Regions from separate parts of the Homo sapiens genome. Here region 2 is linked to region 1. Evidence: read pairs that join two places in POLR2A ChIA-PET (ENCODE). Cell type or tissue: MCF 10A. All regions are shown on one strand. Links, peaks and the distances in the headings refer to the core of each region. The heading gives the core; the rest is flanking DNA. Region 1 overlaps LINC01033 (long intergenic non-protein coding RNA 1033). Region 2 overlaps LINC01033 (long intergenic non-protein coding RNA 1033).

The links. ChIA-PET counts read pairs that join two places held together with the same protein. Peaks named below come from ENCODE experiments on the same cell type or tissue, not always from the same donor. Only the 100,000 strongest peaks of a DNase experiment are listed, where the experiment ranks them.
Region 2: POLR2A ChIA-PET joins it to region 1 with 10 read pairs; 2 of 35 experiments call an interaction of 5 or more read pairs at or near these places.

What each region holds. Positions count from the first base shown.
Region 1 is chr5:54,400,311-54,408,647 of GRCh38, reverse strand. It overlaps LINC01033 (long intergenic non-protein coding RNA 1033), which reads right to left. Exons shown (of 5, transcript NR_126379.1): 2 at 6,783-7,005; 3 at 4,860-5,125; 4 at 127-193. Among named protein-coding and RNA genes, the nearest start is that of HSPB3, 51 kb to the left of the region's middle. In MCF 10A, for the core only: no CTCF peak of the experiment used is centred there; a DNase peak (open chromatin) is centred at 3,897.
Region 2 is chr5:54,325,353-54,333,689 of GRCh38, reverse strand. The region is part of intron 1 of LINC01033 (long intergenic non-protein coding RNA 1033); the gene reads right to left. Among named protein-coding and RNA genes, the nearest start is that of LINC01033, 8.6 kb to the right of the region's middle. RefSeq lists a cis regulatory region at 7,838-7,855 and an enhancer at 7,775-7,919. In MCF 10A, for the core only: no CTCF peak of the experiment used is centred there; a DNase peak (open chromatin) is centred at 3,519.

The DNA.
Region 1 (8,337 bases), core at 151-8,150:
GGTCTCAAACTCCTGACCTCAAGTGATCCACCTGCCTTGGCCTCCCAAAGTGCTGGGATTACAGGTGGGAGCCACTGTTCCTGGCCTACTCTCAAAATTAATAAAAGAAAAGAATCAAGATTTTACCTTTCCGGCATAAGCTGCGTTTCCATTTATCCAAAGACTTGAGGTCATGTGCTTCACAGAATTCCAGCTAACAAATGCAGAAGAAATGATAGGCTTAGAAAATCACTATCTTTCAATTTTAGTGAGATACTATGGATCTAGGATAATCAATGGTTGATAAATATTGTAAAGGAGGGATCCAGCTGCCACTTCCTAATACACTGATCAATTTTAGCATCACTCAAATTAGATAGGCCTTGACATTGTATTTCAAGATACAATGCCATAGGAACTATAAAGCTCCACTTACAAAGTATTCATACCAAATTGAACATGTTTCGAGATCTAACAATAAGTTTATAGGAAATATGAGGAATAAAGGAACTACTTTTTAAAACCATCATGAGAAAGCAATCAGCCAAATTCAAATATGGAATACTCTGTGGTATGAAGAATGGACTTCTCCAACAAATCAACTGTATTAAAAAACAGCAGAAGGGTATAGAATAAAATACATAGCAGATATAATAATCAAATGTAATATTTAGGCCATATTTGGATCCTAATTTGAACAAACCAGCTGTAAAAAGCATTTGAGACTATCACAAAATCTTTTTTTTTTTTTTTGAGATGGAGTCTCGCTCTGTTGCCCAGACTGGAGTGCAGTGGCGCTATCTCTGCTCCCTGCAAGCTCTGCCCCCCGGGTTCATGCCATTCTCTTGCCTCAGCCTCCCAAGTAGCTGGGACTACAGGCGGCCACCACCACACCCGGCTAATTTTTTTGTATTTTTAGTAGAGACGGGGTTTCACAGTGTTTGCCAGGATGGTCTCGATCTCCTGACCTCGTGATCCGCCCACCTCAGCCTCCCAAAGTGCTGGGATTAGAGGCGTGAGCCACCACGCCCGGCCTGACTATCACAAAATCTTAACATAGTCTCGGTATTACATGAAATGAAAAAAACCACTGTACATTTTGTTGAGTAGCATCATGCCATGGTGGTTGCGTGGGGAGAAAAAATAGTCTATCAGTTATCAACGCTCCAGCCTGTCTAAACTTCCCTCAAGGCCAATGAGGACTCTTTAGAACACAAAAGAAATCACATGGGCTCTGAAACAGTCTGGTTCTATCTGAAGCAGCATTTCTTTCCTTTCATGCAACAGTATCTCATAAGTGACAGGTAAACTGGGTACTGAAGATCATGATGCAGAAGTTGTGGTGGTGAATATGCGATTTTTGCCAACCCATCATTTGAGGTGATCAGGGTAAATTTTTTTACTGGGAGGAAGAAAATCTAAGAAATATATGAGTACGTTAGGGAAAAACCTGTATATTCCATACAGTGAAGACCTTCAATGAGGTAGTGATTCTTGAAGCCATTAAACCAGCCACTAAGTTTTCTATTATATTAAACTATCTGGTGAAGCTGTGAGTGCAGTTGAAGATGCTTTGAAGAGACATCCCTCTGTATTGAAACCCTAGATCAGAATTCTAATGTCGATGCCTATGTTCTCTATTGGCAGTGAATGCCCCAAGGACCTACAAGAAGCCTGAGCCCCAGGATATAAGGCTGCAAAGGGCTGTCTGTGATGCTAAAGGCAAATGTTTACAGAGATTCAGCCATGCTAGTATTTCTATTTGTATTACACTCTCAGGTTTTTTACTTCCTAATTCTAACACCAACCCCATTTTTCTCATAAGCCCTATTATTTTAAGTATACTATATTGCTAACTGAAGAGTGTTTTTTTTTTTTTTTAGGAATGCATATGATGTCTTAGCAAAGATAACTGTGTACCAAAGTTAAAATTTTGGCCACTTATTGGAAGCCTAACATTGAACAAACCACTAATCTTCTCTGGACTGTCTAACTAGCTTTCTAAAATTTGACAAATGGGAATATCACCTCTCTTAAAGGATTGCTAAGGTTGTACACATAAAGCACCTAATATGTCATCTAGCACATGGGAGGACTGAATAAATAGTAGTCATTATTATCCGAGGATAAGTGTTGGTCCTCGACCTGCTGCTGCTGAACTAGGGAGCTCAACAGCAACCAAGCTGAGCAGTCTGCAGATATTTTGACATGAACACTCAGTGATTTGTCCTACGCTCTCTTCACCTCCTCTTCCAGACCACAGAAACACAGAAACACAACTAGTCTTTCATTGTTCCCTCCTCTGGTCTGCAGGTTAAACCCCAAATGGAGCCACCCCTGAAACCTCAGCCTGGTTGTTACACACAAACTGAGCCAAGCTCAGAAAACTCTAAGTTCCTGCTTCGTGCAGTGTTAATGCAGGTTAACACACAGTATGTTGAGAAGCAGTCCTGGCAGCCCCCCAGCGGCTTTTCCAGATATCCCATTGCTGGTTTGATAAACCAGGTCCTAGCATATCTCCTCAGAGGAACTCCTACTTAGGAGTCCTGTGATCAGGGCCTCAGGGTCAGTCCCATCACCCCAGTGCCCTCCTCAGTGCTTCTGGCTGCAGAAGCTTGGTCAAAGGGAACCCCAGAGGGAATCCTACCCATAGCAGACACCTCTGCTAGTGAAAAGAGATACAAAAGGAACCTGGTGAGAAACTCCTAGAGCCCTTTAGTTCCTCTCCAATATAGCTGCCCATATACATTTAATCAGACATGAGGAGAGTTTAAAAACACAGCACTGAAAGGAAAGTGGAGCCTTGGATCTAGCTCTCCTCATGGGAGCTCTCCTGAGGCTCAAGGCAAAAGGCTGGGACCCACGGCCTGGGGCTTCCCTGGTGAGGCTCCTCAGATTCCTACCCTGTCTTTCCTCCCTGGTTGCCTGGGAACTGACCAGCTTGCTTATGGCCACTTTCCTTTCCACTCAGCCTCTTCTGACAAAGGGCACCCCCTAGACTGCATCCAGCACCAGATCCCAAGGAGATTCCTTTACGGCATCATGGCGTGATTCAGAAAAGGGAAACGGAGAAACAGAGAAGTAGGTGAAGAAAGTAGGAAAAAGAAAATAAGGGGAAGAATGAGGCTAAAGTCAAAAGAAAGGCCAAGAACTTATTCATGGCTGGGGTGTCACATGTGGTCATCACCATCATATATTTCCTGATTTAAAAATTATCTAAAAGGGCTGGGCACGGTGGCTCACCCCTGTAATCCCAGCACTTTGGGAGGCCAAGGCGGGCAGATCACCTGAGTTCCAGAGTTCAAAACCAGCCTGGCCAACATGGTGAAAACCCGTCTCTACTAAAAATACAAAAATTAGGCAGGTGTGGTGGCACATGCCTGTAATTCCAGCTACTTGGGAGGCTGAGGCAGGAGAATTGCTTGAACCCGGGAGGCAGAGGTTGCAGTGAGCCAAGATCGCACCATTGCACTCCAGCCTGGGCAACAAGAGTGAAACTCCATCTCAAAAACAAAAAAAAAAAGAAAAAAAAATTATCTAAACGTACTTAGGAAAGAATTGAAGGATTATATCCTGAAAAGATTCACTGTTTTGTTGTGGAAATTTGGCCTTTAAGGGCTTTTGTTTCCTGTGAAAATGCATGAGCTATAAGAGTAGAAAGTTTACAGACCAAGTAAGAGATCTTCAGAGTTATTTAGGTTTTAATAAGCTTGCCTCATTCCATATATATTTTTCCAAGGGCAGTCAATCATCTAGACACGTAATGTTAATAAATGAAGTGACATTTGTATTGTCTATGTAGAAGTGACTGTTGCTTACACAAAGCTTTCTTCCAAAGAGTGTAACATTCCCATGGAACGCCCTAACAGGCAGACAGATCTTTTAATTGTTCTCAGAAAGTGCTTCCAGACTTGTAACCTCAGAGAGTGTCTTGCTTACAAGTAGTCTGAGAACAAGTTCTTACATGTTCTAGAAAGGAAGGCCCTGAAAACATAGAAGCAGCCTGTTTTCAAAAAAGGGGAAGAAAAACAGATGTCCGGTTGATTGGACAAATTAGTCCTAGGTAGAAAAAAGAATGTGAAATGCACAATAATTTGAGGGGTGAAAGGCAGTTGTCAGATGGAGAAGGTAATAATGAATGATAATTACTGTGTATTTACTTTCTGGAAGGAGAATGTAGGAAATGTTAGAGCTCAATCACTTAAAAATTCATTGGTTTTTCACCACTATTCTTGACAAAATAAAACGTCAAAATTCACACAACAGCATAGAAAAATAGATGAAACATAGGCAGATAGAAGTTGTGAGTGCCTCGTTCTATCTTGAATGTCTAGAGGCATCTGGATGTTTTAAAGATACCTTTACAAAAAAGTAAACCTTAAAAGAACTACCTAGGCTCTTTTTTCATAACAAAATAAAGGGGATTGCGTAAAAGATTATTGCTTAGAGATCTGGAAGAATTCCAAGAACATTCATATTCCTAAAATAAAAGCCAGCCCAATTTAAAAGTTTTATGAAAAGCTTAACTGGGGTTGTTTCTAAATTAAATCCAAGAACACTCTCAAGTTGATTTTGTCTATTTAGAATTGCCTAAAATAAAGGAAAAGTGTGAAAAACATATATTAGGAAAACTGCCAGACTTAAGTTTTCGCTTCTATCAAAAGGATTATACTGAAGGAAAGAGTCTTTGCTTCTTTATGCATGAAGAATATGTTCTGAAAATAAAGATATCGGCTATCCAAGCAAGCTTTAAAATTGCTCTTTTGTGAGATCCCATGGTATGTGGTGTAAGTACAAATACATTAGAGGTGTGTATTAATTATTGATGGCTGCCTAAAAATTTACCCCCAAATTTAAGAGCTTAAAACAACGTTTATTACCTCACACTGTTTCTAGGGTCAGGGTCAGGGTCAGGAATCCAGGAGTGGCTTAGTTGGGTGGTTCTGCCTCCCGAGATTATCATCAAGCTGTCACCTAGGGCTGAAGTCTTCTGAGGCTTGACTGGGGCTGGAGAATCTCCTCCCAAGCTTATTCACGTGATTGACAACAGGTCTCAGGTCCTCATTACCTGAGATTCTCATTGCATGGTGGTTGGCTTCCCTTTGAGTGAGTGATGAGAGATGGTAGCCACAATGTCTTTTATAACCTAATCTCAGAAGTGACATATCATTACTTCTGCCATATTCTGTCACACAGATAAATTCTGGTACAATGTGGGAGGGGAATTATACAAGGGTATGAATACCAGGAGGAGACAATCTTGAGGGCTGGCTACCATAGTCTGCCTTCTAGGCTCCAGTGAATCAAGTCCCTCCAACATGCAAAACACGTCCACTCCATCTCAACATTTCTAAAATTCTTGTCTCATTACAGCATCAACTCAAAGTCTAGAGTCTTGTCATTTAAATCAGGACCAGGTACACAAGAGGTTCCTTAGGTATAATTTCTTAACTCTAGCTCCTTGGGTATAATTCCTCTCAATCTGAAACTAACACGCACACACATAGACACACACACACACACACACACACCCCAAACACACAATGGTGGAACAGGAATAAACACTATATGCATTAATATTCAAAAAGGAAAGGTACTGGACACACTACTATGTCCCCATAGCAGCTCTGAAATCCAGCCAGGCAAATGTTGGAATCGCCTTAGGATTTAGTCCTATTTCTACGCATGAGTTATTCTCTGAGGCTTTTAGCTTCCCCTTCAGAGTCATCCTTTTTTAAAAAGAGACAGAGTCTTGCTATGTTGCCCAGGCTGATTCAAACTCCTGGGCTCAAGTGGTCTTCCCACCTTGTCCTCCCAAAGTGCTGGGGTTACAGGAGTGAGTCACCATGCTTAGCTATTCTTTCTTTTTCATGAAAGTTAGTACATGTATGCAGCTGAAATTTTTTCTTAACCTGCAGTGAAACAGGGGCAAAGTGAGTACCAAGGCCTTTTTTCATTTCATACTGTCTCTATCCCTTTGAGTTCTAGTTGGCAATGTTTCTACTAATATAATTCTTTTAAAAAATTTGTGAATCACCTATGAATTTTTGGGGGTCCATTCCATTAGACAAAAGTCACGCCCAAAAATCTTTTTGAGATAATCCCTTTCCCACCTTGTGATTCTGCTGAAAAACTATGCTCTTAAGCTTCTCAGGAGCCCTGTTTTTGAAAGAATCTGTGAGTCACAGCCTTAAAAACTTTAGAGGGCCTTTGTGTGACCAAACTGGTACTCTGAGGCACCACTTTTGATCTTTCTGAGGTCATAACAAAGGATTTATAGTCACATCTCAGCTTCATCTTTGGATTATGTTTTCATGATGGTGCCCAGGATTTGACCTCTGTCCTTCAGCCATTTCTTAATTTAGCATTTTTCACCATCTGTAAAAGCTGAGAATCTTTATGTCTTTATGAATAGCAAATTAGATCACCCAGTTTACCAGGTACATTCCCACCACCCACATTATTGCAGACAACAATATTGCTAAGATTTATGCCACTCCATAGTAAGGATTCCCTGTTCTGTTTTCAACAAGATTTTTCTCACTTTCTTTTAAACCTCCACCAGCAGCCTGGTCAAAGTCCAAAGTTTTTCTAATGTTTTGTTCAAGGCTCCTGAGACTTTCACTGCTATGCTTCTTAAATTCTTTCCAGCTACCTCCACTGTCTAGTTTCCTAGCTGTGCCTACATTTTAGGTATTTATTATGGTAGCACCTTACTTCCAGGTATTAAAAAATATATTAGAATAACAAATTATCCCAAAACTTGGCAGCTTAAAAAAACAAACTTTTTTTTCATCTCGTACAGTTTTTGAGGACCAGGAACCCAGGAACAGTTTAGCTGAGTTGTTCAAGCTGAGAGTCTCTCATGAGTTTGCTGTCAAGCTGTCAGCCAGGGCTGCAGTCTTCTAAAGGCTTGACTGGAGCTGCAGGTTTCACTTCCAGTGTCACTCGCATGGCTACTGTCACATGGGCCTCTCCATAGGACTGCTCATTACATGCCAGAGGGCTGCCCCCAGAATGAGTGATCTATAAGAGACAGAGAGACCTAATGTCTAATGACATATTGCACTGGTCACACAAACTAACTCTGGAACCACAAGGGAGGGTGGGAATACCTGAATTGGGATTATTAGGGGGTAATTTTGGAGGCTATCACAGATATAATTGCTTTTTTTTCTTTTTTTTTTTTTGAGATGGAGTCTCGCTCTGTCCCCCAGGCTGGAGTGCAGTGGCACGATCTCGGTTCACTGCAAGCTCTGCCTCCCGGGTTCATGCCATTCTCCTGCCTCAGCCTCCCGAATAGCTGGGACTACAGGTGCCCACCACCACACTTGGTTAATTTTTTTGTATTTTTAGTGGAGACGGGGTTTCACCGTGTTAGCCAGGATGGTCTTGATCTCCTGACCCCATGATCCGCCCACCTCGGCCTCCCAAAGTGCTGGGATTACAGGCGTGAGCCACTGTGCCCAGCCACAGAGTATAATTTTTAAAAGAACTCCTTTTCTCTCCCGTACCAGAACAAATTGAAAAGTAGATGCAATGCAAGAATCAAACAAATAGATCAAAATATTAACTTTATTATTGATAGAAGCTAAATTGGAGGAGGTGGCCTAGACATGTGGCTACAATGAGCTTCAATACTTGACCTCCAAATTAGACTTACCTACCCAGTTATAGAAAGAACAGGACTTCTCACTTATCAGATTAGCTTATCACACAGAGAGCAAAACAAAAAGCACCTCTTCTGTGTTTTTTTTCTGTGTTTTTGTGGGGTCTTTTTGTGCACAGGTGCCTGCCCCTTGTGTAATACATCTAACAAAATCTGTCCTGCCTTCTTCGTTAGATCCCAGAAAGTCTAACACAGTTCTCAAGCTTTAGTATGCTGATTGCTGGGCCTGGAGAATCTCCATTCCTTTATAAATTCCCAGGCAATCTTGATACAGCTGGTCTGAGAACCACACTTTGAGAACCACTGGCCAAGTACCTATGATGCACTGATGCTTATGGGCATCTCGTTTTCATTCCCAATCTCATTAGTGTCCATAAAAATATAAGATAGATTTCACTAACCCTTCCCCTGCACTTGACAGACATGGAGAACAAGGCTCAGAAGTGAAGTCAGTGGGCCAAGCTTACATCCTGCTAGGCATGCAAAGCCAATCTTCAAACCCAGGTCCAACTCCACAGCCTGTGGTCTTCCCTCTCCACCAGGTTGCCACCAATTACTAAGGACTGAACATCAGTGCATAGTCTGAGTCTTAACAGTAATCTCCTAGAACTGTTTTCTATTAACTCCACTTTGCATCTTGTTTTTTATTTATTTTTTTATTTTTATTATTTTTATTTGTTTATTTAGTT
Region 2 (8,337 bases), core at 36-8,035, 75 kb after region 1:
TGTGTTAAGTCCCAATTCTATTATGCCATCCCTGACTACTCTGATTTATTCTGTTTTTTTTTCTCCTGAAATTCCCTATCAGTCACTTGGCTTTTAATCATAGGCTTTCTCTTAACTCTTTTATTCTTTGAGATCGAATATTTTTGAAATTTTAAATGCATAATCTTATTTCATAAGCAAGACAATGTATATTTTCTCTAGAAATCTTGCACTTGTCCACAACATCAGACCCTGGACTTCATGACATGCTGTATGTTTATGGAATTAATGGTTGGTGCTGTATTATGAGACCGTGACTCCATCACCTAGAAAGGACATGAAACACTGCTACCATTCTATGTGATTTAAGATAGGGGGCCTACCTTGTTTTTTTTTTTTTAATTTCAGGGGTTAGCAGTGTGGCCCTCTGGCCCCGTCAGTCTGGGCAGTGGAAGTGTTATCATACTAATGATGTTCTTGAGGTGGGAGTGGGCGTTTCTTTTTCATTAGCAGAACTCAAAAGACTTTCAGCTCTAAGTAGAAAAAAGACATTATCGGAAGTTCTGGGTTTTCCTTCATATAGGAAGGTAGAAGACATCTCACTTTTCAGGCTTATCATGACTCCTAGCACTGCCCTGACAGTGCCAGCAACTTTTGGGTATCTGGGAGGCCATTGAAAAGTTAATCAGTCTGATGAGGCAGCTGCATGTCTGTTCCATCCAAGTGCTAGACTATTTATGCATATTAAAAACAGAAACCTATAAACTGACCCCGGCTGTACTACTTTTAATGACTTCAAGCTGGGCTGTCAAGTATTTTGCTATTTTTAAAGTCAGTTGTTTTTCCATGCCTGCATTTTGTTTTGCCATAACACATATGCAACAAGAATTTTTCCATAAGCTTTAAAAATAGAAGAAATATACCTTTAAGCTAGTTCTCTTTAAAAAAAACTGTTGTGACAACTTCAGTCTATAAGATTTTTAGTTAGTCCCTCTCATTACGTCTCAAGTCTTTTTTTTTTCTGCTAATAATGCTGGAGGTAGAGATATGGTCAAGATGTTTAATCAAAGTGAATGGAATTAGGAAGTAAGCCATCCCTATTTTTCCTAGGATTGTATTACTTAGGCTTAGCTTGCTCTGCTTTTAAAGTCACCTTGGTTCTAAAACATACAGGATAACAGAAACTAGAATTTAATATGGAAACAACCATCCTATGATAAAACAAACTAGGTTTGCTATACACCAATCAAGGGCTTAGGGGAGAAATCAGAACTTAGAGTGGGTGGAAGCAATGAATATGGAGTACCATTTCCTAGTCTCCTCATGAAAAATGGGCCACCAGTGTTTGATGCCAAGAAGCTGATTGTTACTTAAACTCTATCTTCCTGGAGAACTTACAAAAGTAGTATGTTTTAATTGCAGACAATTTGGAGGATGCTAACAAGCTTAAAATTTTTTTAAATTAAGGATCACACCCAAATATAACCATCATGTTTATGTTGTCGGCTGGAAGTACCAGTCCCTTTTAAAGGTTTTTCACAGAAAACTGTGCAATACAGATGGAGACTAACTTAGCAGATCTAAGGAGAATGGAGATTGGGCAGGAAGGTTTCAGGGTCCATGAACTGTATGATAGTGACTCTCCTACAATCCATAGACTCTTTAGAGCAGGTCCTGATAGTGACCCAATGGTGGGGCCATCTCACATGCAGACCTGCCTCAATAGCCTTGTGCTCTAATTCCATACCTTGCAAATCTGGGGCCCTGCATTTTGGCATCTTATGGCAGACAAATGATGCTAGTAGGAAATAGTAGAAATCCCAACTCTCCCTTGTCTCTACCTTCTCCAGACCAGGCAATACTTTGGCAGTGAGTCCTACCAAACTCAGTATAAGCTTCTAAGATGCCAAAGAAAAACAGCACTGACTTTCCATTCAGTGGTCATTCACTGTCCATTCAGCCAACAGCTCCAGCCACTGGCCAGACCCAAGGGTCTCCTACAGGCCTGATGCATGTAAAACTGAGACAGAATTTGCAGCAGATAGAAGAAATCATGATTCCAAATGACATATGCTGGAAAGGGCAAATGACGGTGTTACTACATCTGAAGGACAAACTAACACTAAGAGATTTCACCATGATATGGCCCCAACTTCCCTTAGGAGGGAGAAAGGGAGCAGAGCATGTCAGAATCTATACAGTTACACAATGAGACCACTGGAACGCCTCACCGACAATACCTTTACTCTGACAAAGGGTGGCTGAGAAGTTCTTCCGCTAGTTGCTCCAGTAGACGTCTACTCCCAATGACTGAAGCATGGATGGGGAGGAGCGCAAAGTGGCAGAGTTATGTTGTTGGTGTGTTGGTGTTGGTGGTGGGCGGGGGGTGGGGGGGGGGCAGTTCTACATAATAGCAGGGCTTTAGGAGTAGGGTAGGGCAGTGGCTAACACATTCCTTGCCCCTTCTAGGAGGCAAGTAGCTAGAATTGGTAACCTTAGAAACTCAGCCTTAAAAACTCCTGACATTCCCCAGATGTCCCCATTCCCTAGCTCAAGACAAGACTCCTTAGTCACCGGTGGTGCTGAAGACACAAGGAAGTTGCATGAACAAGTAGCCCAGATGTCTATGGCTGCAGCATAGCCTCGTTCCTCTTAACCTGCATCTAAAGCTTCATGAGGATTGTCTGTGGCTAGTTGACCAAAGACGAAAAAAAATTAGAAAATTCGGCATGATTTGCCACCAACACCCAAAAGTAGATGACTGCAGCACTACAGCCCTATCCCAGGGTGGCTCTGAAGGATAGTATTTAAAGAAAATCTTCCTCCCAGTGGGCAGAACTTTGAGCAGTACGTCTGTTTGCCCATTTCATCCAGAAAAAGGGATGGCTAGAGGTCCACATTCATCATGAGCAATAGCTAATGGTTTAGGTGCATAGTCAGGGACTGAAAAGAAACATGATCAGAAAATTTCTGACCAAAGAGGTCTGGGAATCTAGTATGTGACTAAATGGCGTTCACACAGAGTGTGAAGATATTTCTGTCTCATGTCAATGCTCCCTGAAAAGCAAGCTCAGAAAAAGAGTATTGTAATAATCAGGTGGACAAGCTGACCTGTTCTGTGGGTGTCAGTCAGCCTTTTCCAACAGCCATTCTTTGCCTTGCCTAGTGAGTGCTGAACCATGATAGGAATGAAGTTTCTGTATGGGCTCACAATATGGATTTTCTTCTACCAAGGCTGATCCAGCTATAGCTGCTGTTGAATGCTCAATCTCCCAACAGCAAAGTCCAACAGTGAACCCCTGATATGGCACCATTCCCAGGCCAGGTGTGAAGATGGAGAAAACCAGCTAGCCACCTGGTGGCAGATTGATTATGCTGGACCACTTCCATTATAGAAGTGGCAGCTCTTTGTTCCCAGTGGAATAGATACTCACCCTGGATAGGGATTTGCCTTCCCTGCCTACAGTGCTTTTATCAAAACTGCCATCTGTAGACTTACGAAATGCCTTACTCACCTTCATGGTATTCAGCACAGCATTGCTTCTGACCAAGAAATTTGTTTTATAGCACATAACATATGCTAATGTGCTCATGGTCTTGGAATTCATTGGTCTTATCATGTTTCCCATCACCCTGAAGCAAGTGGCCTGAAAGAATGATTGAATGGCCACTGAAGACTCGGTTATGACAATAGCTGCATGGCAGCACCTTGTAGGGCTGGAGGAATATCCTCCAGGATGCAGTATATAGTCTAAGCCAGATTGTGCTATTTCTCCCTTAGCCAGAACTTGGGGAATCAAGGGTTGGAAATAGGAATGGCTCATCTTATCTTTGGTGATTCACTGGCAAAAATTTGCTTCCTGACTTCATAACTTTATACTGTGCTAATCTAGGGTTCTTAATTCCCAAGGGAGGGATGTTTCTACCAAGAACACAGAAAATGTTCCATTAAATTAGAAGTTGCGACTACAGCTTGGTGACTTTGTATTCCTCATGCAAGTTAATCATCAGGCAAAAGAGGGGGTTATTCTACTGACTAGGATGATTGATCCTGTCTATCCAGTGGAATTAGGTCATTCACAACTACAGAATGGAGAGAAGGAAGAGTATGTCAGAAATGCAGATTTCCTGTAGCATATTTTTGTATTCCATATTGTTATGGATTGAACTATTTTTTTCCAAAGAGATATGTTGAAGTCCTAACCCCTGGTACCTGTGAATATAACCTTATATGGAAATAGGGTCTTTGCTGATATAATCAAGATGAGGTCATATGCAATTAGGGTGGGACCTAATCCAATATGACTGATATCTTTATAAGAAGAGAAGAGGCCAGGCGCGGTGGCTCAAGCTTGTAATCCCAGCACATTGGGAGGCTGAGGCAGGTGGATCACTTGAGGCCAGGAGTTTGAGACCAGCCTGGCCAACATGATGAAACCCCATCTATATTATAAATACAAAAATCAGCCAGATATGGTGGCGTACACCTATGGTCCCAGCTACTTGAGAGGCTGAGGCATGAGAATCGCTTGAACTCAGGAGATGGAGGTTGCAGTGAGCTGAGATTGTTCCACTGCACTCCAGCCTGGGTGACAGAGTGAGACTCTGTCTCAAAATAAGAAAATAAGAAAAAAGAAAAGAGGAGACGAAGAGACACAGAAGGAAGATGGAAGATGTCCATGTGACAGCAGAGGCAGAGTGGATTTATGCTACCACAAGCCAAGGAATGCCGAGGATTATCGGCATCCGCTAGACACCAGGAGAGAGGGAGAACAGATTTTTTTTCCCTCTGAGCCCCCAAGAAAGAACCAACCCTATTGACATTTTTATTTCAAACATATATCCTCCTAAACGGTGAGAGAATAAGTTTCTGTTGTGTTAAGCCACCCAGTTTGTGGTAATTTGTATAGCACCGCAAGGAAAGTAATAGATATATCCTGAGATTAATATTCATAGGAAATTCCAAAACCCAATTTAGGTAGGGCAGCAAGTGGCTCAGATCCTTCAGGAATGTGAAGGGATTGGGTCACCCCAATAAGCAAAGATCTAGGACAAGATTAAACATTGTCGAGGGAAAAGAGAATATAAAATAGATATAGTCAAAAAACCAAACCACATAATGGCTGCAGAAACAAGGACAATAATAGTTATGAGTATTTTTCTACCTAATTTTGGTATGAGTGTATCTATATATGTAGTAAATGTTTCTTCCCTTCTCCCATTCCCCTACTTCTGATATAATAGTCATTACTTTTATATCTCAGTATAAGTTACAGGATATCAATGGGGAGTACGACTCAGCTAAAAGAAGAATGAACAAATTTGCTGTCCTAGAAAAATGTTTTCCAGAATTCCCATATCTTTATGCTTCTGAGTTAGCAGTGACCATAGGAGAAATATGTAGAAGGTTTATAAATTAGAAGGGGGGTTGCAGCCCTATTGTTTTATACTGTGAAAGTCAATGTAGGAGGCCAGACGCGGTGGCTCATGCCTGTAATCCAGCACTTTGGGAGGCCGAGGTGAGTGGATCATCCGAGGTCAGGTGTTCCAGACCAGCCTGGCCAACATGGTGAAACCCCATCTCTACAAAAATACAAAAATTAGCCGGGCATGATGGCGGGTGCCTGTAATCCCATTTACTCGGGAGGCTGAGGCAGGAGAATCGCTTGAACCCGGGAGGTGGAGGTTGCAGTGAGCCAAGATTGTGCCATTGCACTCCAGCCTGGGCAACAGAGTGAGACTCTGTCTCAAAAAAGAAAAAGAAAAAGAAAGTCAATGTAGGATGCCAGGCATCCTGTACACACTGTGGTGACAAGCTGCTCACGTTGTCTACATAAGGCAGCACTTGGGCCCACACTTCTGGTACCAGAATTCCTTCAGCTTCACCTAATCCTAGGCCAAAAGCATGGGCTATTCTATGGCAAAAGGTGCCAACTTCTTCTGCAAGTGACCTGCAGCATCAAAGGTAGAGACAGTCTGAGACTGATGTGGATTCCAGTTCATCCTCACAGTTCCAGCTCATTCTCAGGAGTTTTAAGTTCATCTTTACTTTTCTTCCCACTTGGTCTGGCTGACTTAGAACAACTTCTGGCTCAACACCTAATGCAGAGACAGCAGCCTTGCATAGTCCCTTCCATTGGTAAAACTGTGTAAGGTCTTAGCCCTATAATAAATCCCTTTTTCTATATAGTTGTAACAGTGTTTAGCCTGTTTAGGAATGTTTGATACGCTTATTCAAGTCTATAATTTGCAAATTCTTAAAATAAAAATGAATTTGACTTATAGCTTCCCTTCAAAAACTAAGTTGTTTTATGATGTCTCATACCATTTAAAAATATTCCTTCTTAATAAAAGTTTCAGGCATAAAGTTACATACCTAAACCCTTAGGAAAAAAAATGTACCCATGTAAAATAAAGCTCCATGATGTTATATGTTCATGTGGGACATCTGATTATACCAGCTTGCCTTCATCACTGTACACTCCTCAAAGAATGGGTTTTGGTAGGAAAGAGAAGACCATTAGCTGGGGTTTTGGAAGAGAATTTAATAAAGGGACTATTTACATTGGTGTGAACAGGGGTCTGGGAATCAACAAGGGATGGTGAAGCACCAAGAACTAGCCCCAGAGGGAGCCCTTATCACCTCCATGCATGAAGACACGAAGGACAGAACCAATGTTACCACAGTCTACTGAGAGCTAGAGCCATGAAAGGGGCCGCCAGCAAGGGCTGTGGATGTAGAGGGATGCGGCTATTGCCACACTATGCCATAGCAGGACAGGTGTGCCAGGCGTGAATACTCCAGCCCCTCTTCAACTCCCACCTTCTCGTCTCCAGCTGATGTTTCCCATTGGCAAGGGAGCCTGGGGAATGCGGTTAGTAGGGTGGGTCAGAGAATGGAGAAACGGAGTGTGGAAGAGAACAAACTGAGAATGTCAGCAACATGTGGGACAAAAGGCATTTAGGGCTCATCAGGAACAAGGGACCTAGAGCAATTCCTACTGTGCCATGGGAATCAGAGGGAGAACATAGGAGAGTAAATCATTTTTTTAGCCTGTACCTAGCTGGAGCAGTTCATTTGCAGGACCAATAACAAGTATCCCTTCAGAGGCTCCCCTCAGCCAAGGAAGACAAGGTGCTGAAAATCCCACATTGGTAAAACATCCAACTCTCACTTCTTTAAATAAATTGGAACCTAGAACAGTTAAGCAGGTTAGTGGGAAGAGAATTTAGGTTGCTTAGTTCGGGCTTTTCCTAATCTATGAGGATCTTTCCAGTATTGAGGAGAATAGGCAGTACTTCTAAATACTTCAAAGTACTTGAACATTGAATTACTGCTTGTGAAATATTATATAACATGATACTCAATCCAATCATTAAGGTAAAATAGGCAACAAAATCCACACTAATGAAAGAGCTGTTAAACGACTTCAACGTTTTATATTCTGACCCCAGAAGGCTTATTTGCAGCTCTTGTTCTGCTTTAGTGTCAGTCCTTTTGAGCTGTTAATCCTTCAGGTGGTTCTAATCACAAACAGCTGTACTAGGTGGAGCTCTGCTACCCAGGAAATGCCCTTGTAATACTCAGGAGTCTTGACCCCTTCTTTCTCACTCTCGCTTTCACAAATGATGGTTTGGAAACCTTCAAATACAAAGGGTGAGGCCAGCTCCTAAAGTCCCTTCATTTTCTACTGTCTAACAACTACTGCCTTATCTCATTTAAGTAAAATGTTAGCCAGTAGAGGCAACCTCAAGATCCTAGAGACATCTTTGCCTCCTCTCTCTTTTGATCCCCGTATCTAATTATTTCAAGGCTTCCTATTTTTTCTTTGGCAGTTGCTTTCCTCCTCCAGTCATGCTTATCACCCTGGTCCAGAACCTCACCCTGTGCATTCTTAGATAAGCCTCAATGCCTTTTAACTGAAATATCTGCTTCTAGGCTCTTCCCCTACATTCTATCTTGTTTTCTAGGAATTAGTACTATTTTTAGAACATTACCTGGAGAGACTATAGTGGCTTCCTGTCAGAGCCTGATCTCCTCAACCATAACATTCAAGCCCTCCATCAACCGGACACATCTCACAACCTGATTTTGCCACTCCAGTCAGGCTGTTTAATAAAAGATCATGCTTAATTCTGCCTTTTTCAGTCCCTTAGAATTTACCATCCCCTCCCCTAAATAAACCACGTTCTTTATCTCATGTCCTTCTATGTCCTACCTCTTTTCCAGGGTTTGAATTATAGGCCCCAGTAGTACTTTTCTTGCACAATCTAGCCCTTAATTTCCCTTCTGCTAGGATCCAGGTAATCCTTGACAATCATGGGTAAGAAAAAAAATATTTTGAGGGCTTACTATAT